Linked DNA regions of Homo sapiens: all the other regions are linked to region 3. Evidence: chromatin loops called from intact Hi-C (ENCODE). Cell type or tissue: mammary epithelial cell. All regions are shown on one strand. Links, peaks and the distances in the headings refer to the core of each region. The heading gives the core; the rest is flanking DNA. Region 1 has its middle 18 kb from the start of ETS2-AS1. Region 2 overlaps ETS2-AS1 (ETS2 antisense RNA 1). Region 3 overlaps LINC02943 (long intergenic non-protein coding RNA 2943).

Region 1 (7,672 bases), core at 2,723-5,222, 92 kb after region 3:
TTACTCGTTAAAGGCCTTCCCTGGCTGTCTGGTTGGGCCACATGCCTTGCTGGTCACTCACATGACATCCTCACTGTCTTATTGCAATTGGAGTGGCGTAAAACAACCATGGATTATCTCACAGTTCTGTAGGCAGAAACCCAGGCGCGGTGGGCTCAGGGTCTTGCATGTCTGGAATCAAGCTCTCAGAAGGGCTTCGTTCTCTTTTGGAGGCTGTATGCATTTCCCGTGCTGCCGTAATAAAGTGCCACAGCTGGGTGGCTTCAAACAACAGACATTTCTTCTCTCCCAGTTCTGGAGGCTAGAAGTCTGAAGCTAAGGTGTGGGCAGGGCCCTGCTCCCTCTGAAGAAGAGTCCCTTCCTTGCCTCTTCCAGCTTCTGGTGGCTCCAGGCATTGCTTGGTTTGTGGCTGCGTCACTCCATTCTCTGCCTTCACATGGCCTTCCCCTCTGTGTCTGTGTCTTCTCTGCTGTCTCTTATAAGGATGCCTGTAATTGACTTTAGGGCCCATTGTGTAATCCAGGGTGACCTCATTTTGAGATCTCAAACTTAGTTACATCTGTAAACTCTCTTTTTCCAAATAAGGTCACAGTCAGAGTCCAAGGGTTAGGACAGGGATGATCTTTTGGGGAGGAACCATTCAACCCACTCCAGCTGCCTTGCTTGGGGTAGCTACTGTTAAAAACTCTCTACTCAAAGCCTCCCAGGGGTTTTACCAAGAAATCTTATCACACTCATTTTAACATGAGTCATGCCTGAAATAACTGCAGTGTAGAAAAGTAGCATCTTGAGAAACATAATAAAGAATTCTGTTCTGTTCTGTTCTGTGGAAAATGGCTCAGGGCAGTGGTGCAAAACCCAGGTTAATCATCTCCGAGGTTAACTCAAGTAGCACCTCCTAGGATGTTTGCTTTGGAAGGGTTTGCATTTGAGGGTTGAGCTTAAATTGCTTCTTCATCTCCGATGATCACTCCATTGCTTGTTTAAAAGGCATCAATACTCAATCAAGTTAGCTGGAATGGGTTGAATTGTGGCCCCCCAAAAAGCTACGCCCACATCCTAACCCTCGGACTCTGTTTGAAGTTTGGGAGTGAGGAAGGAAAACTTTCTTCCATGTTGGGCTGTTGTAATTTCTATTTTTACTCTGATAGGCCCTGTATAATAAGCCCCTGAAAACTTTGAGACTTACCGTTTACTCATTCCTAATCATGATCTGAAAAACAGACTGTCTTTAGAGAACACAAGAATCAGTTTATAATTTGTGCTTCTACACATTGTTCTCCCACCTGGGAGCAAGGGGGCTTGGCCAGCAGACAGGACTGGTGTGTGTACTCATGACAGGCATAGGAGAAGAGGCAGGTGGCAATCCACGGCTCCTGTATCAGCTTGAATCCTCCACCGAGTGTCTCTTCCTGTTGGTAAACAGAGATAACAGCCTAATCCTGGGGCTGCTGGGAATGACACTGCCACAGCTCTGGGCACCTGTCAGCCAAGGACAGATGGCGACCACTGCCACCCACAGTCTGTCCCAGGGAGAATTTATGGTGAGACTCCTGGGGTCTGGGAACATCCATCCATGGGCTGATGTTGAGGGTATGCCCCACCTGGAGGAATCGTAGAGTCTTTCTGTCAGTAACATCCCCATTGACACCTAGCTAGACCCTGGCCTCTGCTCCCACTCCACCATGTCCATCTCTTACTCCATCATCCTACACCTCAATGATGTCAACATTCCTCTCCCTGCTCCCTCTTGGCCTCAAAGTGTGTCTGGCAAAAAGCAAGTCCAGTCATGACTTTCCTTTGCACAGAGCAGTGAGTGCCATCCCACTCAGAGGCAAAGTCAAGGTGCTCCTGGTGGCCACCTGGCCTCAGTGTACCTGCCTCACCTCTCACCTGCTCGTCCCCATTTACTCCATGCCCACAGCCACACGGCTCCCAGGATCAAGCTGGCCCTACTTCCCCCTAGGCCCTTCCCACTCCCTCTGCGTAGAAGGACCATTTTCCCCCCAGGTAACCACAGAGCTCCCTCTGCACCTTCTCTCCCTGTTTGCTCTAAGATCACCTTTCCACCAAGGCAACCCCTCCACCCGCACCGCCCCCCCAGCTGTCTTTACCCCATAACTCTTAGAGTTTCCTTATCTGTTTCCTCTCTGTCTCCACCTGTAGAGTGGAAGCTCCAGGGAAGAAGGGATTTTTTGGGTTTTATTTTGTATTTGGCAGCTACTTCCCCAGTGCCTACAGTGGTGCCCCATGCTCCATAAGCCTGGGGGAATATTTGTTGAATGAATGAATGAGTGCAAGAAAGAATTAAAAGCAGCATTTGCTAAGTGTCCTGTCAACCCATCTGTTCAGAAATGGCTTTGGCATTTCTGTCTGAAATGAGTCACCTGCTTAGGGGCCTCACGATTCTTTTCTCCTCGCCCACAGAATTTATTTTTTAATGATGAAAGGCTGGATCATTTGAAATCACTGTGGGATGTGTGCTTTTCTAGCCCCGAGTGTGGCGCTGACCATGTAATTTTCCATGCACCAGTTTAAGAAAGCAGTAGATTTCCACCAAGAAAGAGGAAGGAGCTGGCGGCCAAGCCGGGAGTGGTATTTTACTGGGGAAAAACAGGGGTGGCTGATATACAAAGCAATCTGCAGGCTTGGTGCTGACACCATAGCCTTCCAGCGACCAGGTGCAGAAGCTCAATATAGAAAGCTCCAAAACGGAATGTTTATTACCTATTACCTGAGAAGTACACACTTTCAATTTGCCCTGCCCCGAAATGTATTTCTGGGAAAGCAGCCTTATCTCTAGCGTGGCTTGGTAGCAACAGCTCTGCTTAGTGTCATTATCTGGAGAGCAGCTGTCTACACTCACCTTTTAAAAAGGTGCTTCTAACAAACAAGCAATCTAATTTATTAAGCAAGCTGGCTTGGGCTGAGGGAGGAAGGCAGGTGCTTTCATTCAGCTTGCTCACAGGATATTGTTCTTACAGAGCTTCCCACTTGTTTGTTCTTTATTCCCTTCATTTCCCTGCTTAAGAGAGCTGTTTGCCCGGCACGCTGATTTACAGAACAGGGAGTGATCTGGATTTATCTGTGGGTTCACTGGCCTCCCACAGGGCTTATGGATGGTCTCAGTTTCAGCTGCATCACACGCTGCCTGATGAAATTGACAATATTCGGCCAAACACCAACTGCATGTGGTTCAACCTAAGGGTATTTTACATTGAAGGGCAAAGTTACAGATTTCAAAGCAAAAGACCCAAGTTCACATCTGATCACCTGCTAACTGGCTACGTAATCTTGGGAAAGTTCCTTGGTTTCTCTGATCATTCCTGGTCCTCATCTGTAAAACAGTTCAATTAATAGCCAGCTAGGAAGCCATGATGGGAAGCACTTGCGGCTGCTTATATAAAGCACTCAGCACAGTGCCTGGCACGAAGGAAGCTTTCAGTAAGTGGTTGGTGGTGCTTATTTGCGGCCATGGCTTATTGAGACTGGAAGCTGTGGGGACTCCGGTGCACGATGGTGGATGTTCCATGAATGCTGGCAAGAAGAGTGAGCATGGGGTGAGCTGAGAACTCAGAACTTAGCTTCTTAGATGCCTGCTTTGTGTATAGTTTTGCCCTGTCCTAAAGCCCAACGTGCACCGATGTTTTGCATCATTGTTCCTGTTGCATATGTTACTTATCACTCGTCATGAGCTTGTTTATATCCACCCACAGTCAGGGGTTCTCCTCCTCCCTCCTCTGCAGGCAAATCCATGTCTGGCTCTCCAGGCGAAGGGGGTGGGGTGAGTGGTGGACCAGGAGGTCCTGATGGGGTTGGCCTCAGCTTGCCCTGGGCATTCTGCAGCCTATGGCCTCTCCATAGCCACTTTGCCTTTTATCTCTGGCTTCTCCAGGCCTAGAACAGGATCTGGTTTTGTAGGCAGAATCAAATACACAATTTGCAGGGCCCACAGTACAAAAGGAAAATGCAGGACTCCTTGTTCAAAAATCGTTAAGAATTTCAAAATGGCAGCCACTGAGCATTAAACCACGAGCAGGGCCTTCTGAGGGCGCCCGCTGTGGCACTACCTGCAGGTGCCTGTGATGCCAGCCCTGTTGGTAGGCAAGAAATGTTTCTTGAGTTGAGCTAAATAAAAGTTAATTCAATGCACACAGATGCCTGGGTGCTCCCAATGTATCCTGCTGTTTTGCAGCAACATGAGTAAGTGTCAGGCTGAGGGACATGAGTCACTAACGTGACCTGAGCACTCGGCTCGTTGGGTGATGCTCAGCTCTGGCGTGGGTGTGATAGAGCCTCTAGAACATGCCTGTGCTTGGGCACCATCCCAAGAGATTCTAATTTGAGTTGATTGGGTCCACAGTACAAGGCGTTTCTTTTCTCCTCAGCAACAGTGACAGAATCATGGCAAACATGTTATTTTTTTAGCATTATTAATTTCCATTGTGGTAAAGTACACATAATGTAAAATGTTCCAACTTAACCATTTTTACGGAGAGTTCTATGATACTAGGTACATTCACACTGCTGTGCAACGATCCCCACTATCCATCTCCAGGCCTGTTTCTGTCTTGCAAAAGTGAAATTTGCTATGCGTGAAACCCTAACTCCCCATTCCCTACAGCCCCTGGCAAACACCATTCTACTTTCTGTCTCTATGGACTTCATTCCTCCAGGTGCCTCATGTAAGTTGAAATCATACAGTATTTGTCTTTTTGTGACTAGCTCATTTCACTCGGCAATATGCCGTCAAGGACTATCCATGGTGTAGCCTGTGTCAGAAGCGCTTTCCTTTTTAAGGCTGAATAATATTGCATTGTATGTAGAGACCACATTTTGTTTATCTATTCGCCTGTTTGCTTCCACCTGTTGGCTATTTTGGGCAAACGTATCCTTTTTATAGTAGTGTGGTTTGATTGCCAGTCCCACTCACAGATAGGAAAGTCGAGGCTAAGAGAGTGTGAGTAGCTTGTCCACACAAGCAGAGAAGGCTCCTGATTCTGAACTGTCTGCTTCCTGCCCCTTGCTCTCTTCACCTTTCCACACTTCCTTTTACTCCTGCAGAAGGGTGCTTGTTTTTTTGCATTGAGATAAGCAGTGAGTATTTACCTAATGACTGGCTGAGTAGTTTTCCTCCCTTTCATGCCCAGTGGATAAGCTGCTGCTGGTAGAAAATTGGATACACACAGGTGTCCCCTTATTGGAGTCTTGTGTTCACAACACGTGTGAGCACCTGGTTGCTTCAATGACAGGGTTTGCTCAGCAGGTGAAGAGGTAGCGGCACCCTGTGCTTCTCCAGGGCCTGACACAAGACATGTGGAGAGGACAGACACAGGGGAGGTCCCACAGCAAAAAACTGGTGGCTGTGAGGTCTGTAAAGCCATTAATTTCTACTAATTCCTTTCAAGTGTGGTGGGAAAAGCTGAACTTTGAGATTTCTACCCTGAACCCACCGTTCCTAACATGGGAAGTTGGTGTTCATGACTTATTCTCCCCAAGCCTTAGTTTCTTGATCTTCTCACCGTTAGACAGAGATGATAGTACCCACCTCAATGGGCTTTTGTGAATATTAAATCTGCAGTGAGGGTTAAGCTCCCAGGATACACCGGCACCCACCATCAAGACACACATATGTCTCCTGCTCTTATCTTTCTATTCTCCCTTGGAAGCATAAGTGTTTAATTTATTGTTTTAGTGTGTACATTTTGAAGAAAATGACCTGTTTTGTGGCCAAATGAATGGAAACTTCTCTTTATTCATTATGTGAAGAGGAGATTGGCTCTGTACGATCAACACACTTGTCGTTTCTTTTTGATATGAAAGACAGTGGGACATTATTTTTTCCAAAAGTTTTGAGACTGAAAGACAAACTTTTCTAAACCTACAAATGTGATAAAGTAGACAAAGAAAGGCAGGGGTTGGGGTCAGGTTTTCTAATGCATCATTAAAAAAAAGTCTATCTCTTTTGGACTTTCTTGGATGTGCTGCTCCTTTGATGACTCTGATGAGGACCTCATTGGGGAATGGAAATCTCTGGAATGAATTTTAAAAAAAGTGTGTGTTTTACTGGCATATTTCTAAAGTCCTTAAAGTACTTCTGTAATAACAATCTCTATGAAAGATCAAGTCCTACAACAGGGCAAACTGAGTTTTAGATAATCGAGCATGATCCTGTAATTGATGACGTCATTGATCCCTTTTGTGTTGCCTTCACTGGTCATTTTCTTGTTTTCTTTTTTTTTGAGATGGAGTCTCGCTCTGTTGCCCCAGCTGGAGTGCAATGGCACAATGTTGGCTGACTGCAACCTCCGCCTTGCAGGTTCAAGCAATTTTCCTGCCTCAGCCGCCTGAGTAGCTGGGATTACAGGCACCTGCCACCATGCCTGGCTAATTTTTGTATTTTTTAGTAGAGACAGGGTTTCACCATGTTGGCCAGGCTGGTCTCAAACTCCTGACCTCAGGTTAACCGCCCACCATGGCCTCCCAAAGTTCTGGGATTACAAGCATGAGCCATCGTGCCAGGCTCACTGGTCATTTTCTACTCAAAGGTGGGGAGAGGGATGTCCATTCCTCTCCTGGGCTATACTCTTGGGCCAGGACTCTGTCCACATATTTAGTGGCTCCAGCTGTGGCAAGGTGGTGTTGACAAGGCTTGTTGTGTCTTTGCATATTCCTGGTGACTTCGCTGCTGTGAACATCACCAGCCAGGGGATCTAAAGCACTGTTTAGACCTTTTGGTGTTGTTGAATGTCGTCATGTCAACTGTATAGTGACTGTAACATTGCTAGTCATGTCAGCCAAAGTGGATGCCAGCAGACCAGATGAAGTCACCCATCTGGCTCTGCAAGCCTCTGCCCATGTATTTAATCTGTCATAAAGATTTGCTAAGCTCCTGTCCTCAAATATCTTACTGTCAACACAAGTCACCAAATTACCCGTGAAACACACTGTGTGCCATGTGGACTTATAATTAGATTATCATAAGACTGGAAATTAGAGGAAGAAGTGGAAGGGCTGTGGGTGGTCAGGGAACACCTTGTGGGGAAGGAGGATAGAGTGCTGAGATCTGAGTGGGAAGATTTGGAAGGGAAAGAAAACCAGAGAGGGCTTTCCCAGCCAGGGAACTGGCATTGCCATAAGTGGAGAGGTGGGGCCAAGTCCAAGCTCTCATGGAATGTTGGGGTTCAGTAGAAGCTGGAGCAGGTACTCGGTGACCTGGGGTCCAGCATAGCCATGAGCTTGCTGAGTAAGCCTAGCCAAGTCACTAGATCTTTTGTGGCCTGGTTCTTCATCTATAGCATTGGAGCATGGAGGTATATACCCAAAAGAACTGTAGACAGAAACTCAAGTGCTTACACACTAATGCTCAGAGACACAGTAATTCGCAGTAGCCAAAAGGTGGTGGAAACAACCCCAATGTCCATCAATGGGGAGACGAATGTCTCCCTACAATAGATTATTATTCAGCCATAAAAAGGAATACCTCCTGATATGTGCTACAGTGTGGATGGACCTTGAAAACATTATGCTAAGTGAAAGATGACAGATCTAAAAAGGCACATATTGTCCGATTCCATTGATATGAAATACTAGAATAGGTAAACCTGTACCCACAGGAAGCAAATTGGTGGTGCTATGGGGTAAAGGGAGGAGGGACTGGAGATTGATTGCT
Region 2 (7,672 bases), core at 1,560-4,059, 130 kb after region 3:
TACATTGTGCCAATAAAGAGTTCACCTAAGTTGTCCAACCTAGCATTTTAAGTCACTTGACCTAAATACAATGCACCCAGTTAAACTGTCCTTGAAAATGACACATCTACCCTAGTTTGTGCCTGGTACTACAATGTCCATAGTAGCATTTAGGAAATGGTTTTAGTTACAAATCCCAGTTTTAGGAAAAATGAAGATGGATAAGCTTTCCAATGAAGGGCTCAGGACAAAGTTGAGGGTCCTGCTCGTTCTCTCTTCTGAAGTTGTTCCCTTCTGAGGGTGTGTTTTGTACAGCTGCTTCTGTTGCTCTGTGTCTTTTTGGCTTCAGATTTTTAAAATCTTCTCTTTAATCCCTGAAAACAAAAGGTAAGCGTATGTCTCTGTGCTTCGTAGCATGTGTCCAAATAATCACCGAGACAAGCAGCTTGCTCAAGCTGTGAGTGAAGAAGCCAGGCTGGTTTGTGTTGCCCTTGGTTTGGGGTTGGACAGTTTCTCTTTTAAACCTCTTCCTAGATGTTGGGATCCCAGGCAGCGATGGGGTCAGAGAAAGCTGCCTCTAAGAGTCAGGTTCTTCTCCACATCCAGACAATGACTGAAACAAATCTTTCTAGCTCCAAAGGCCAAGCTTTCAGAAACCAAGTTGTGCTGTATGTGAGCCCTTTCACGATGGGAGGAATGCCTGCTTCCAAGTAGGGGTTTGAGGAGGAAAGAGATTCAGCTCCGGACCAGCCATTTCTTTTTTGGAGGAAATATATGTGTGTGTGTGTGTGTGTGTATATATATATATATATATATATTTGTGTGTATATATATATGTGTACACACATACACACACATATAGAAATACAGGACATCAAAGCTCTTTCATTTGGGAAGAACTTTCCCTTTGCCATTCCATTAGCATAAAAACAAGCTCCCTGTTGGCTGTTAAGTTCATACTGTGTGTGAACTTTGAGATACAGAAGGATTCATCTGTGTGATGCATTACAGAGATCTTGCCTGGGAGTGAGGACTGTTGATATTGTAAAAATGCACCACTCCTAGAAGGGAGGAACAAAGGAACTCGGTCCAAGAGCCTCTCTGAGACCTCTTCTCCCTTCTCTGTCAGCACAGGAAAAGAGAGTGGAGGGGCTGCTGCCCCAGGAAGGCTGGGCCCACCCCTCCTCACAGGCACCCTGATGCCTGTTCAGCTTGGCTCTCTGGATGACAGGCAGAAGGTAACATGATGCCACCAGCCACCGGCCACCCTCTCTTCCTCCTTCCTTAACCCTTCAGCACCTAGAGAGCTGGTCCTTGACTTCCGACCTCACTTGACCCCTTCCCTGACACAGAAGCAGGTTCCTCGGCCGGGTCATCTGGGACACACTGGCCCTTGCCCTCTCTTGAATTTGCCCTGTGCCCTGAGGTGAGCGTTGACCTCTCTCCTCTCTGACAGGGAGAACCAAGCCACCCCAGCTGCCTCAGAGGTGTGGGTGGCTTAATGAGTCAATGTTGGTGAAGTTCTTTGAAGACACAAAGTGCTCCGTAAAAGCTGGTTCCCATCTTGCTGACAAAGGCGCTCCCTGAGCTCTGGCCCTTCTGATAGAGAGTGGGCTTCTGTGGTCCTTCCTCCCTTCTTCTTTATGGATGACGTAAATAGCTCCTCTCACTTACATTCTCCATGGGTGAGAACGCATGAGGAGAGAGAGACAGGGAGGGAGAGACAGAGAGACAGAGAGAGACAGGGAAGGAGAGAGAGAGAGGGGTGTGTGGGATGTGTGTGAAGTGTGGTGTGTGTGGTGTGTATGTGGGTGTATATGTGGTGCATGTGTTGTGTGTGATGTGTGTGCTGTGTGTGATGTGTTTTGTGTAGTGTGTGGTTTGTGTAATGTGTTTGTGTGGTGTGTGCAGTGTGTGGTTTGTGTTGTGTGTTGTGTATGTGGTGTGCGCTGTGTGGTTTGTGTGGTATGTGGCATGTGTTTGTATGTGTGTGGTATGTGGTATGCATTTGTATGTGTTGTGTGTGGTATGTGTTGCATGTTGTGTGTGGTATGTGGTGTGTGTTGTGTATATTGTGTGTTGTATGTGGTGTATATTGTGTAGTTGTGATGTGTGTTGTATGTTGTGTGTGGTTTGTGGTGTGTGTTGTGTGTGGTTTGTTGTGTATGTTGTATATTGTGTGTTGTGTGGTATGTTGTNNNNNNNNNNTTGTGGCGTGCGTGGTTTGTTGTGTGTGTGTTGTGTTGTATATTGTATGTTATGTGGTGTGTGTAAGTTGTCTGTAGTGTGTGTTGTGTATTGTGTGTTGTATATGTGTTGTGTATTGTGTCTAGTATATTGTGCTTGTTTGTAGTGTGTGTTGTATATTGTGTGTGGTCTGTTGTGTGTGTTGTGTGTATGTGTTGTATGTTGTTTGTGTTGTCTGTTGTGTTTGTGTTGTATGTGTTGTGTGTTGTATTTGTGTTGTATGTGTTGTGTGTGTTGTCTTTTGTCTGTTGTGTGCATGTGTTGTGTGTTGTGCGCAGTGCATGTTCGCCCTCCCTCCCTGGCAGCAGGGCTACCTGGCTGCGGTGCTCACTGCCCTGGGCGGTGGGCGGAGCGGTCCCTGGTGGGAGGGGACAGGGCTCTCCCGCAGGTGACTCCTGCAGCCTGAACTTTTGTTCTGGGAAGGCCACCCACGCTCCCCGCTCCCCGGCAGGCCGCCAGAGCCAGGGCCGCACGCCCACGCGGGAATCAGCCAGGCCGACATGAAAGCAATGCGCTTCCAAACTGGCAGAGGATTTAATTTTTTTTTTTTTCTTTCTCAAACAGCCCCAGTTGCTTCTCTTCTCCACGGTGATTTCTGCATACTTTATCCAAACCCCCTCCCCACCGCTGTTCAGTTTCTGGCTCCTCTTCCTGCCCGTGCTCTGAGGCCAGCTGGGGGCCTCCCAGGTGACTCCTGCTGCTGCTGTCACTGGACCCTGACGCTGTGCCGCACCCGAATTCCTCCGAATGGAGCCTTGGCCAGAGCAAGGCGTGCCGTGTAGAGGAGCGGATCTGAGCCTGGCAGGAGATCGCTAAAACCTTTGCCCTTCACACAAACGCGGAAGCACGGGGCGGGTGCTGAAGAGCCAAGCAAGTGTCCCCCATTTCCTTCCAAGGCAGAGCAGCAGCCCAGGGAGGCCCAGTTTCCATCGCGGCAGAAGGGCAGAAGAGTGGGGGAGGTCCCAGGACCACAGCCCAGGGGACACTCAGGATGCGCCAGGAAGGACATGGCAGACAGGCCCTTTAGGTGGAAAAGCAACCCTCAGCTGCCCAGAGAGCGGCCCCTCCAGGCCCTCCCCGCCGTCTGCAAAGCTCTTCAGCTGGGAGAGGAGGAAAGGGTTTGTTCTTGACCTCCTTCCTTTCCTTTCTTCTCCACTGTCCACCAGAGAGCAGGAAGACAGGCTGATGCTCTTGTTAAAGATGAAGGCATAATTCACATGCCATAAAATTCACCATTTTAACCATTTTAAGGTGCACAGTTCAGTGGTTTTGAGTGCATTACATTGTTGGGCAACCATCAGCATGGTCTAATTCCAAAACATTTCTGTCACTCCAAAAAGAAATCTTGTACCCATTAGCAGTCACTCCCCATTTCCCCCTACCCCCCAGCCCCCCGGCACCCACGAAGGTGCTTTCTCTGTTTCGAGGGATCTTCCTATTGTGGCAAATCCTCTGAATGGAATCATACAATATGTGGTCTTCTGCCACTGGCTTCTTTCACTGACCATAATTTTTCAAGGTTCACCCACGTTGTAGCATGCGTCAGCGCTTCATTCCTTTCCATGGCTGGACTGTATTTCATTGTATGTCTGGACCACATTCTGTTTCTCTAGTCATCAGTTGATTACTTACTTTTCAGGGCCCACTTAGCCTTTCTTCCCAAGGGCAGGGGCTCTGTTGTCCACTGTTTTGGAGTCTTCCAGCAGACTTGATGGAGTGTACCAGTGGTTTCCTTGCTGGGCAAATAACCAGAGGGTCCCTGGGTACGGGAATCTCTGAGTCCTGATCTTTGGCTCTGCTGCAGACCAGGTCACTGTATGATCTTTTAGCAGCCTCTTTACCTCACCTGGCCTCAGTTTCTTCATCTGAAAAATGAAGGGCTTGAAGCAGATGGTCTCTAACACTTCTCCTGGCCCAACACTTTAAGATGTTTCAGCAAAGCAGTGAAGAAGCAGCCTTCTGTGACCTTTCTGAACAAGGCAGAGGAAAGCAAGCTGTAGGCTGACATAGTTAGGTGATTCCATAACAAAATTGCGCTGTAAACAATCATCTGGATCAATCGACAGAAGGCACTTGCAACAGGTTCCCAGATGACAGAAAACTATAGGAATGACAGGGAAGGAATGATGGGGCAGATTAAAATGGAGAAATTTAACAGGGACAAATGTAAAAGTCGGACATTTTGCTCCAAAGTTCAACAGAACAGCTACCTGCTTTGTTGGATATGTTCAGGCAGTGTCCTTTATAAGAGTTTGATTGACTCTAAATGAATCTCATTATGAGTCACCATTGGGACAGGCTGCCAAAAGGCCAATGTGACTTCAGATTAAATCAATAGAGGTCTACTGGCTGAAACAAGGGAGGTGACATTATTGAGTCCATCCCTGGTGTATGTAGCTGCTACCCTCTGAGAAGGAGGCCCCCAATAGGAAAAGCCAGAGGGAGGATGGATAAGACATGAAGAGCTCTAGAACCATGGTTTGGTAGTAGGAGGGGCTCAGGGTTTGGGTCTTTAAAAGATAAGACAGAGAGTGCTGTTCACATCTGTGAAGGAACATGGCATGAGAAGGGGAGTTGACTTCCACCATGGGGACCTGCAGGGTGACTGGGGCTGGAAGATGATCAATTGTGACCCAGGACCAGGAAGAACTTCGCAGCAACAAAAGTCACAGGAAATGGAAAAAACTCCTGGTGAAGAACACAGACAGACACGGGGCTCCACTCATTAGGGGCGTGACTGGGGAGACCAAGTCACGACTTCGAGGGTCCTTTTCATCTTTGAAATAAAATGAATTGTGCTTAGATGGGGTGGGGCAGGGAGGTAGGGAAGCACCAATCACAGAAGAGTCGTAGGTACCTGGGATCAGCCTTCACTGGGTCCTGCCAGCAAAAGAATAGCTGCCCCTGCCCCAGTTTAGAGTTTAAATGCAAACTCTAAATGTTTAGTACCTGAAACTCCCAGAGGTAAATTACTTTCTGAGGCAATTGTGCATTCATCTGAGGCAATCAGCTATCTCTAAATCCACCTAAGCCCTCATTTGAATCAGATCGGGTGATTCACAGCAATTTGATGTCACTTTGAAAGCTGGTTTGTTGCCAAAACACCAGCCTGGTGCCCTTGATGACAGCCAGGCACAGGGCTGGGTTCTGCCTGGAATTGAAGAGGCTGGTGGGTGGGGGCGTCTTTGGCACCTTAAGAATTTTGAGAGGAGAGAAGGGAGCCCTGTGGCTGCTTTATGGTGTTAGGTCTGTAAACTGCCTAATTTAGCACAAATGCCTTTCTTCATCCAGGTAGCCTCGGGCTTTCTTCCACAAGCGAAGTGTGTGGCCAGTGAGTCAGATGACCTGCTCCTTCTGGAGATGGCTGGTGCCATTCTCAATGTCAGTGGTCGCTTCTTACAGATCCCGATAGATTCAGGCCTCAGGTAGCCAAACAGGGCATCCCATGGCCCCGGCCAGGTTCTGTAGAGGCAAATGTTCAAAAGGGAGTGGCTCTGACACCATTGTCCATGCTCCTCCCTGCCTTGCTTGAGCGACAAGTGTGGCTGCTTTTAGGAAGTGGGGCTTGCTTTGGGAGAACTGCCTCTCGAAGGACTCACACCTATAATTCCCTGTTGTTGTCTCTGGAAGTCTGCAGCTGCCTGGTCCTTAGGGTGAAAAGCAGCTGGGGAAGCTGGAGCCACACATTCCAAAGGGCTTCAGGGACAAAAGCACCCTGAATTTAGGAAACAAAAGACAGGTGGAGGAGGAAGCATCCAGCAACCCCCTTGTAATCTCAAAAACTGACTCACGCCGGTGCCGGCCATAGGGCTGCCACGGTATATGGCTCAAGGAAGCCCAGGCTCTCCTGGGAGGTTCTAGCCATTGTTGAGCCTGTGAAGGAAATGTGTCAGGCCAGCCCTTCCTCACTTTCTTGATTTAGCAGGCTGGAGCTAGCTGTAAATGCTGATCAATTCCAGTTGCCAGACTGGAGCTGTAGCAGCGACCTGGGTGATCTCAGAGCCCCATCCCCTCATCTGTCACGGGAGAACTTGGCCCCGGAGCACACTCCAGATATCTCGCTCAGAATGCAGTTCTGAGCATCAAACACACAGTTCATGTTCCTGACTCTGTTGGCTTTGGGACACTCTATTGGCTTTGGGACACTTTCAGGATGTTCTTGCAAGCTACTCACTGTGGGCCTCAGAGTCTGACCTGTCCAGAACTGCTGGTCTGCAAGGGGGCCTGTTCTTGGGGGTTCCTGGGGACCCCCACCCCAGGGACCACCCAGTGGTTGAGGGAGGGAGAATTGGTCATGAACTATGGATGATGCCAGCACAATATCAGATGTCATCACCCCGCATGGCCTAGGTACTCGCCTAAACAGACATCAGCACAGAATTTTGGGTGAGGGGGTCTTCCTGACCACGCTTTCACTCCTCAGAAACCTCTACTGCCTGGTGCTCCTTCCTCAACTTGTCCCAGAAACAGTGGCGTCAACTAAAGAGAAAGCGGGAAGGCAGGTACCTTCGGCAGGGATCTGGCGTTGGAACCTCTGCCCCGAACGTTGAAGCGCTGCTGTCACAATCACCTCATTCTGTCCCAGGACTTCCTCCTCAGCCTTTCCCCAGTCCATTTCTGAGCTTTGTGCCCTGTTCCCACCTCCCATAGCCTTTTCCCTCCTGCTGAGATAGGAGAACCGCCAGGAATGTAAACTCAATCTTCTCCTCTGGGGACTCTATGCTGCCTGCTACCAACAGCAGGCATCCCAGGATGTGGGATTTTCAGTGCTGAAACCAGGACAGTGATTCTCAAACTTTTTTTGATCCCAGGTTTCTCTGAAAATCTGAAGGCCATGGGCCCTCTCTCCAGCACAGCCTCCATAAGCCCAGACACATGCCATTGTGCATGCAATTCCAGGGGTGCTGGGATCCCCTTCCCAATCAAAGAGAGGACTTAGGGACCCATGGACCTGTCCAGAGACCTAGGCTGAAGATGGTAGCATGTAGGGAGGGGAGGTTGATGCCATGGTTAATTGCATAAGCTCTGGAAGGAGACTGGCCATGCTGCCTAGCCAAGCGCTCCCACTATACAGCTGAGAACCCTTGGACAAGTTTCCTAACCTCCCCAAGCCTCCCTTTCTGCATCTATAAAACAGGAAGCACATCTGTTTCATGGGGCATAAAAGACTTAATAATGACACATAGTGTGAAATACAGTGTCTGGCAGAACAACATCATGCATGCACTCGCCTGTTCAAAACATGCACTGAGCTGCCACGTGCCAAGGCCTGTCTTGGGCTAGAGATCCCCTTTGGGAACAAGACAGAGTCCTTGCCTTCTGAGTACTTACATTTTAGTGGGTTAAGGCTGTAGGGGCCACAGGCTCTTGACCCCTAAAGTTCTGCTGAGAGGCATAAGGCAGATGGATTAATGGGAGAAAAGGCATAAAACTTATTTAACGTGTA
Region 3 (7,672 bases), core at 3,355-5,854:
CAATCGTGTAAGCCAGGTCCTTGAAATCAGTCTCTCTCTCCTCTGTCTCTACATACATTTTATACACACACACATGCACATTTAATATATATTTATAAAATATACATTGTATATATACATAATAGTAATATATATTCATATATAAAAAAGTAATCCATAGATATACACATTTAATATATATTTATAAACAATAGTAATATATATTCGTGTATATGTGTGTGTATGTATGTGTGTGTATATGTGTATGTGTATATATATGATCAGAATGTGTATATGTACACACACATTTAATATATATTTATAAAGTATACATTATATTTTATATACATAATAGTAATAGATGTATTTGTATGTATGTTTATGTGTGTGTATGTATATATGTGTATGTGTGTGTGATGTGTATATACATGATCAGAATGTGTGTATATATACACATTTAATATATATTTATATAATGTATATTTTATATATATTTATATACATAATAGTAATATATATTTGTGTGTACGTATGTGTGTTTATGTGTGTATGTACCTATGTGTTATGTGTGTATGTGTGTATATATATGTATGATGTGTATATACATGATCAGAATGTGTGAATACATACACACACACATATATATGAAATTGATCTGTTTTTCTGGTAGAACCTGACTGATACACATAGTAAAGGTAAACTTGATGATACATTTCATTAATAAAGTGCAAATTCAATGGTATGTTTCCCACTATGAAGGTAGGAAAAAAATAATCATTCTTTAATGGAGGGGGTTGATCTATTTTTGCTTCTTCTGCCTTCATCCCAGAGGGTCATTAAGAGACACCAAGGCTTCTGTTGACACAAATTCTTTGGAATGTGTAGCTGTCCCTCCCCATCCCTCGAGCTTTGGATGGGCCTGGGCTGCATGTTCAGCCATGATTCCCAGGGATGAATCAAGGACTCAAGGCATTGTGGGTGATTGCCTGATTCCAGCTCTGCAGGCAGGATTATTCCTTGTTCTCCATACCCTAGCGGGGCTTGGGGAAGATCCAGTGATGTGTTTAGGCATTATTCATCCTTGCTAATGGATAAGTCATCTCACGCAGATGACAGAGCTTGTCTGGGGAAGTAACTTCATGGGCTCAGAAGAAAGTTATGAGCCATGTCAAGTCTGAGCCTTAAAGTAAATTGCCCGGTTGGCTTTCAGGCTCAATGCCAGGAAGGGGACAGCATAGGCAATGGGGGCTGGGTCTTTTCACAGACATTCTGTTGAGCAGCCTCAACACCTGCTTGTAGGAACACAGTCCAACAAGTGTTTCTCTAAATTCTCACAGGCAGAATTCACTGTGCAATTTGGCTGACGGCCTAGGGGACTGGAAGAGGATTTCTGTGAACCAAGGTGGCAGGGGACAGGAAGAGCTGCCACTGGCTCGGTTCAGAGGCCCTGAACAGAGGGAATGCCTTCTGATGCCTGTCATCATGGCTAAGGATACAACTTAAAAGGGAATGGAGGAGATATAGGAGACCTGGACCAGGGGCCTTGGTTCCAGGAAAGAAAAACATTCATAAATTTTAGTTGCTGTTGCAGGATTTAGGCTCCAAACTTAAAGTGGAGTGAAGATTAGTCCAGATAGTTGAGCCCTAGCCAAGAGCTGGTTCCAATGAAGGCCACGTCAATATCATAAAATTAACAATTGCACCACTGTCATCACATGCCACCAGAGGCTGGGCCCAGTGGTCTCTCCTTTCCAGCCTCCACTTAGTGTTTAAGGCCAAGGGCTGAAGGAGGGTGTGGATTCATGTGGAGAGGAAAGAAGAGAATGAACATTTTCCTGGAAGAGATCAACTCTAACCCACTGATGCTCACAGAGGCCCTACACTTGTTCCAGTTGCTAAACCTCTGCCTAGGGTTGCCAGATTTAGCAGATGCCTGTAAAAAGTGGTGCTGGCACAACCAGACACCCACATGCAAAAGCATGAAGTTGGACCTCTTCCTTACACCGTATACCAAAATCGATCATAGGCCTAAGTGTAAGAGCTAAAACTATAAAACTCTTAGAAGAAGACATAGGAGTAAATCTTTATAACCTCGGGTCATGAAAAGCCTTCTTAGCTATGACACCAAAAGCACAAACAATAACAATAAGGCCAGGTGTGGTGGCTCATGCCTGTAATCCCAGCACTTTGGATGGCCGAGGCGGGTGGATCACTTGAGGTTAGGAGTTCAAGACCAGCCTGGCCAACATGGCAAAACCCTGTCTCTACTAAAAATACAAAAATTAGCTGGGCATGATGGCACGCCTGTAATCCCAGCTACTTGGGAGGATGAGGCAGGAGAATCTCTTGAACCTGGGAGGCTGAGGTTGCTGGAGTGCACTATTGCACTCCAGCCTGGGCAACAGAGTGAAACTGTCTCTCAAAACAACAACAACAACAACAACAGCAACAACAACAACAAGAAATAGATAAATTGGACTTTATCAAAATGAAAGAGTTTTGGGTTTCAAAGGAGACCATCAAGAAAATGAGAAGACAGCCCACAGAATGGGAGGAAAGATTTGCAAGTCATATATCTGATGAGGTCTAGTATCCAGAACATATAAAGAACCCTTAAAAATCAATAACAGAAAGATAAACAACTCAATTAAGAAACAAGCCAGGGATCTGAGAAGATTTTTTTTTTTTTCCAAAAAAGATACACAGGCCAGGTGTGGTGGCTCATGCCAATAATCTGAGCACTTTGGGAGGCCAAGGCAGGTGGATCACCTGAGGTTAGGAGTTGGAGAGCAGGCTGGCCAACATGGCAAAACCCCATCTCTACTAAAAATACAAAAAAATTAGCTGGGCATGGTGGTGCGTGCCTGTAATCCCAGTTACTCAGGAGGCTGAGGCAGGAGAATTGCTTGAACCTGGGAGGCGGAGGTTGCAGTGAGCTGAGATCGTGACGCCGCACTCCAGCCCGGGTGACAGAGCAAGACTATGTCTCAAATTAAAAAAAAAAAGAAAAGAAAAAGAAGATACATAAATGACCAATAAGCACATGAAAAGATGTTCATTAGCCATTAGAAAAATGTAAATCAAAATCACAATGAGATACCACTTCACACCACCAGGATGTCTATCATGAAAAAACCAGAAACTAATAAATGTAGTGAGGATGTGAAGAAATTGGAACCCTTGGATGTTGCTAGTGAGAATGTGTGTGTGTGTGTGTGTGTGTGTGTGTGTGTATATATATATATATATTTGAGATGGAGTCTCGCTCTGTCACCCAGGCTGGAGTGCAAGCTCTGCCTCCTGGGTTCACGCCATTCTCCTGCTTCAGCTTCCCAAGTAGCTGGGACTACAGGCACCCACCACCATGCCCGGCTAATTTTTTTTATATTTTAGTAGAGACGGGGTTTCACAGTGTTAGCCAGGATGGACTCAATCTCCTGACCTCGTGATCCGCCTGCCTTGGCCTCCCAAGGTGCTGGGATTATAGGCGTGAGCCACCGCGCCTGGCCGCATATATATATATTTTTAAAAAGTGCAGCTGCTATGGGAAACAGTTTAGAAATTTCTCAAAATGTTAAACATAGAGTTTCCATGTGACCCGGAAATTGTATTCCTATATATATATATGCAAGAGAAATGAAAACATATGTTTACAAAAAACTTAAACACAAGTGTTTACAGCAGTTTTATTATAATAGCCAAAAAAGTGGAGGCAACCCAAATGTGCATCAACTGATGATTGGATAAATAAAATCTGTTGTATCCATACAGTGGAATATTATTTAGCAATAAAAAGGAATGAAGTACTGATACATATTACAACATGGATGAACCTTGAAAAAACATGCTAAATCAAAGAAGCCACTCCTGAAGACCACATGTTGTGTGCTTTCATTTATACAAAATGTCCAGAATAGGCCGATCTCTAGAGACAGAAAGTAGATTAGTGGATGTCAGGGCCTGGGGCTGGGGCTGGCATAGGGAGTGGGTGTGACTAATGGATGTGGATTCCTTTGGGGCTGATGAAAATGTTCTAAAATTGATTGTGGCGATGGTTGCACAACCTCGTGAATATATTAAAAAGCATTGAATTGTACGCTTTAAATGGTAGGGTTGAATAGTATGTAAATTATAACTCAGTAAAACTGTAAAAATATAGGATGACTTGTTAAATTAAATTTCAGATAACCAGTGCTAATTTTTTATTTTTTGCAATATATTTCAGATACATTTCTTGCAATATTTGGGATGTACTTATACTAAAAAATTAGTCATTGTTTATCTGTAATTCAGCTTTAACTGGGTGTCCTGTATTTTATCAGGCAACCTCATGCATGTCGACTGCATGTGAGAATGACTTTAAGAATCATCCCCTCCAGGGCTCCTATCTTTTTATCCCTGTAGGGAATTTACTATCAGAGGCTGTATCACGGCTGTGGCTCCTGAGCTCGGAGGCCCTATTGTGGCTCCTGTTCTCTGAAAGCCCCACCTTGAGGCGTTTCCCTGGTAACCTCCAAACAACTCGTCAACCAGCCTGCAGGCCAGGGAGGGTTTTCCCAGAACAGTGAATGACAGGACTTATAGGCTACAGGGAAACAACTGGATTCTTTTCTGCATGTTGTTCCCATGAGATGAGCTCCTCTTCCATGACGCCTTGATTGAAATCAAGGCAGATTCCTTTGTTCCTCTGGTGACTTTCTCATCATCAAAAATTCTCTGGGCATTTCATTCTCCATAAAGTCTCTCTCTGCTCAGTAATTAGTATGTCCAGCCTCATCTACTCATGAAAACTCCTCACCTCACTCAAAATAGAAGATTCTTTTCTTCCAGGGCCAGCTGCAGACAGAAAATATGCCTTGGGAATGGGGGGTTGGTTCTTGTCTTTTTACTTAGGATAGCTCTGATAAGGTTTGGCTGTGTCCCCACCCAAATCTCATCTTGAATTGTAGCTCCCATAATTACTGCGTGCTGTGGGAGGGACCTGATGGGAGGTAATTGAATCATGGGGGCAGGTCTTTCCCGTGCTATTGTTGTGATAGTGAATATGTCTCATGAGACGTATGTAAGACATACCTTTGCTTCTCCTTTGCCTTCCGCCATGATTTTGAGACCTTCCAAGCCATGTGGAACTGTGAGTCCATTAAACTTCTTTCTTTTATAAATTACCCAGTCTCAGGTATGTCTTATATTACCACCATGAAAACAGACTAATATAAGCTCCTTCCTCCTCTCCCCTCCCCCTACCTGTCTCCAGGGAGGGGAGGGGCCAGGAGAGGAAGGAATAAAGGAGCAGGACCGTTCCTTCTTTCTGGTACCAATATGGCACTGTCCTTGGAGGCTGTTTAAACAGATAGATGCTTTCTCATGTTCTGCACAAATTCGTGAGAATTTTTGTATTCCACCTCATACTGTAGTTGTTTGTTCTTGATATGCATATATTGATCACCAATTAAACACTTCACTCTTCTTCCCTCCATCGGAATCCCGCCCCTACCCCTAGATCTTCAGGTTGAATTCCTGCTCCAGGTATCAATGGCACAGTCATGCTGGCTCATCCCAGGGGTGGGTGGGAATTGTCCAGTTAGAGGAGCATTGAGCTTGCTCTTGGGACATATGATCCCTAGAGAGTCATTCTTGTGGCCTGGTGGCCCAGGCTACATGGAGGTCTTTTGCTGTTGGGTGCCAGTCTGCATCACATGTATACACACACACACACACACACACACACACACACACACACACTTTATAGAGTGCAATGCTGTTATCTGATGTTTGCATTGCACTGAGCCTGCTAATAACCTCCAGGAAAAAATGCTGTTCTCTGCTCATGGAGGTCCTAAAAATATTGCCTGGCAATGGCTTCTCTGGGACATTCAGAAGGTGGGTTGGTACTGTGTCATCTGACCTTCCCTCCTTGAAATGCATGCTTGCTCAGGAAGAGAAGACTCAGATGTCCTTTCCAGCTGCCAGGGCCTGGGGCATTCTGCAGAGAATTGTTCTGGAGCATTTCCTGGAATAGTCACCTCCTCAGATGAGTACAGAGGGGCTGCGGAAGAGGCACAAAGTCAGCATTGCTACCACTGGGACTGAAGGGTGAATGTCTAGGAACCAGCATGATCAGAGACACCACACAAATGCAGGGGAGACCCCCGGCGCCGAGGTCAGGGGTAGGTGCTATGAGGAGTGGCGGGGACATGGGCAGGCCTGGGTCCACTGCCGTGTACAGACACGTCATTCACAGAAGCCGAGAGGTGGAAGCAACCCAAGTGTCCTTTGACAGATGAATGGAGAAGCAAGATGTGGTCCATCCACGTAATAATATTATTCAGCCTTGAAAAAGAAGGAAATGCTGACACATGCTGCAACATGCATGAACCTTGAGGACATTATGATAAGTGAAATAAACCAATCACAGAAAACCATATATATGATTCCACTTGTATGAGGTTCCTGGAACAGTCAAATCCATAGAGATAGAAAGTAGAATGGTGGGTGCCAGGGGCTGGGAGGGAAAGGGGAATGATTAATGGATACAAGTTTCAGTTTGGGGTGATGAAAAAGTTCTGTGGATGGATGGTGGTGATGGCTGCCCAACAGCCTGAATGTGTTTAATGCTGCTGAACTGTGCACTTAAAACGCTTAAGATATAAATTTTACGTTAAGTATAATTTACCACAATAAAAAAGGTAAAATAAAAAGTAGAAAAAAAACTTGAAAATATTAAAAAAAAGACACTGTGAGGCACGACTTCCTCACTTCCTCACCCCACACATGGAAAGTTCTGGAAGCTGGATTGCACTGTGTCCGTCTGTTCCAAGGCCCACAGGTGGGACTACTCTTCTTTGTTGTCTTTCATTTTTCAAAACCTAGCTCAGATTTCCCTTCCCTCTGAAAGCATCTTTGGGTCTCTTGACTGGGAGCTGCTGCCTTTGGCACGTTCTCATGGCCCCTTGTTTCTCCAGGGTGAAGTCTGCTATGTTTCATTTACTCGTTTGCCCGCCTGCCTTCCCCCTGAGACCCAGGGACCCTCTTAGGCAGGCTGGGTCTTGTTCACCTTTGTGTGTGGCTCCATGCTCTGCATAGAACTGAGTGCACCAGTCATGTCGGTGCTGCTTCTTGGGTTCCTCTCCAACCGTATGTAAAAATCAGGCCCTTTGGGAGGCTGAGGTGGGTGAATCACGAGGCCAGGAGTTTGAGACCAGCCTGGCCAACATGGTGAAACCCCGACTCTACTAAAACTACAAAGAATAGCTGGGCGTGGTGGTGGGCACCTGTAATCCCAGCTGCTTGGGAGGCTGAGGCAGGAGAATCGTTTGAACCTGGGAGGCAGAGGTTGCAGTGAGCCAAGATCACGCCATTGCACTCCAGCCTAGGTGACAGGGTGAGACTCCATCTAAAATTAAAAAAAAAAAAAAAAAAATCAGGCCCTGCCTATCTGTGAATCCCAGGAGCTTTTGCATGAAATCACTTGGCCATGTGAAGTCCCACCCCTTGCATTTCAAATTTTCTCCTGTGGTGAGAACACCTATGACTCCGATGAACTGAGAAAAATGATTTCTGCTTTGCAAGAGAACCAGTATATTAGAAGATTATGTCTTTCACAGCTGGGAGCAAGTCTTATTTTCCTCTTGTTCCTATCTTTCATTGATTTGAAGTCTCAATATTCTTTTGGGAATATTTTAAGTCTACAGTG

The links. A loop is a pair of places that touch in the nucleus more often than their neighbours do. Peaks named below come from ENCODE experiments on the same cell type or tissue, not always from the same donor. Only the 100,000 strongest peaks of a DNase experiment are listed, where the experiment ranks them.
Region 1: it touches region 3 in a loop (2.3-fold over the local background); 2 of 110 quality-filtered maps call a loop at or near these places.
Region 2: it touches region 3 in a loop (5-fold over the local background); 5 of 110 quality-filtered maps call a loop at or near these places.

Annotation. Positions count from the first base shown.
Region 1 is chr21:38,952,227-38,959,898 of GRCh38, reverse strand. No RefSeq gene overlaps it. Among named protein-coding and RNA genes, the nearest start is that of ETS2-AS1, 18 kb to the right of the region's middle. In mammary epithelial cell, for the core only: no CTCF peak of the experiment used is centred there; a DNase peak (open chromatin) is centred at 4,258.
Region 2 is chr21:38,908,536-38,916,207 of GRCh38, reverse strand. All of the region lies in intron 2 of ETS2-AS1 (ETS2 antisense RNA 1), which reads left to right. Among named protein-coding and RNA genes, the nearest start is that of ETS2-AS1, 26 kb to the left of the region's middle. RefSeq lists enhancers at 787-1,287, 1,288-1,788. In mammary epithelial cell, for the core only: no CTCF peak of the experiment used is centred there; DNase peaks (open chromatin) are centred at 2,597 and 2,947; H3K27ac peaks cover 1,280 bases.
Region 3 is chr21:39,045,084-39,052,755 of GRCh38, reverse strand. The region is part of intron 3 of LINC02943 (long intergenic non-protein coding RNA 2943); the gene reads left to right. Among named protein-coding and RNA genes, the nearest start is that of LINC02940, 30 kb to the right of the region's middle. In mammary epithelial cell, for the core only: no CTCF peak of the experiment used is centred there; DNase peaks (open chromatin) are centred at 3,965 and 4,495; H3K27ac peaks cover 2,289 bases.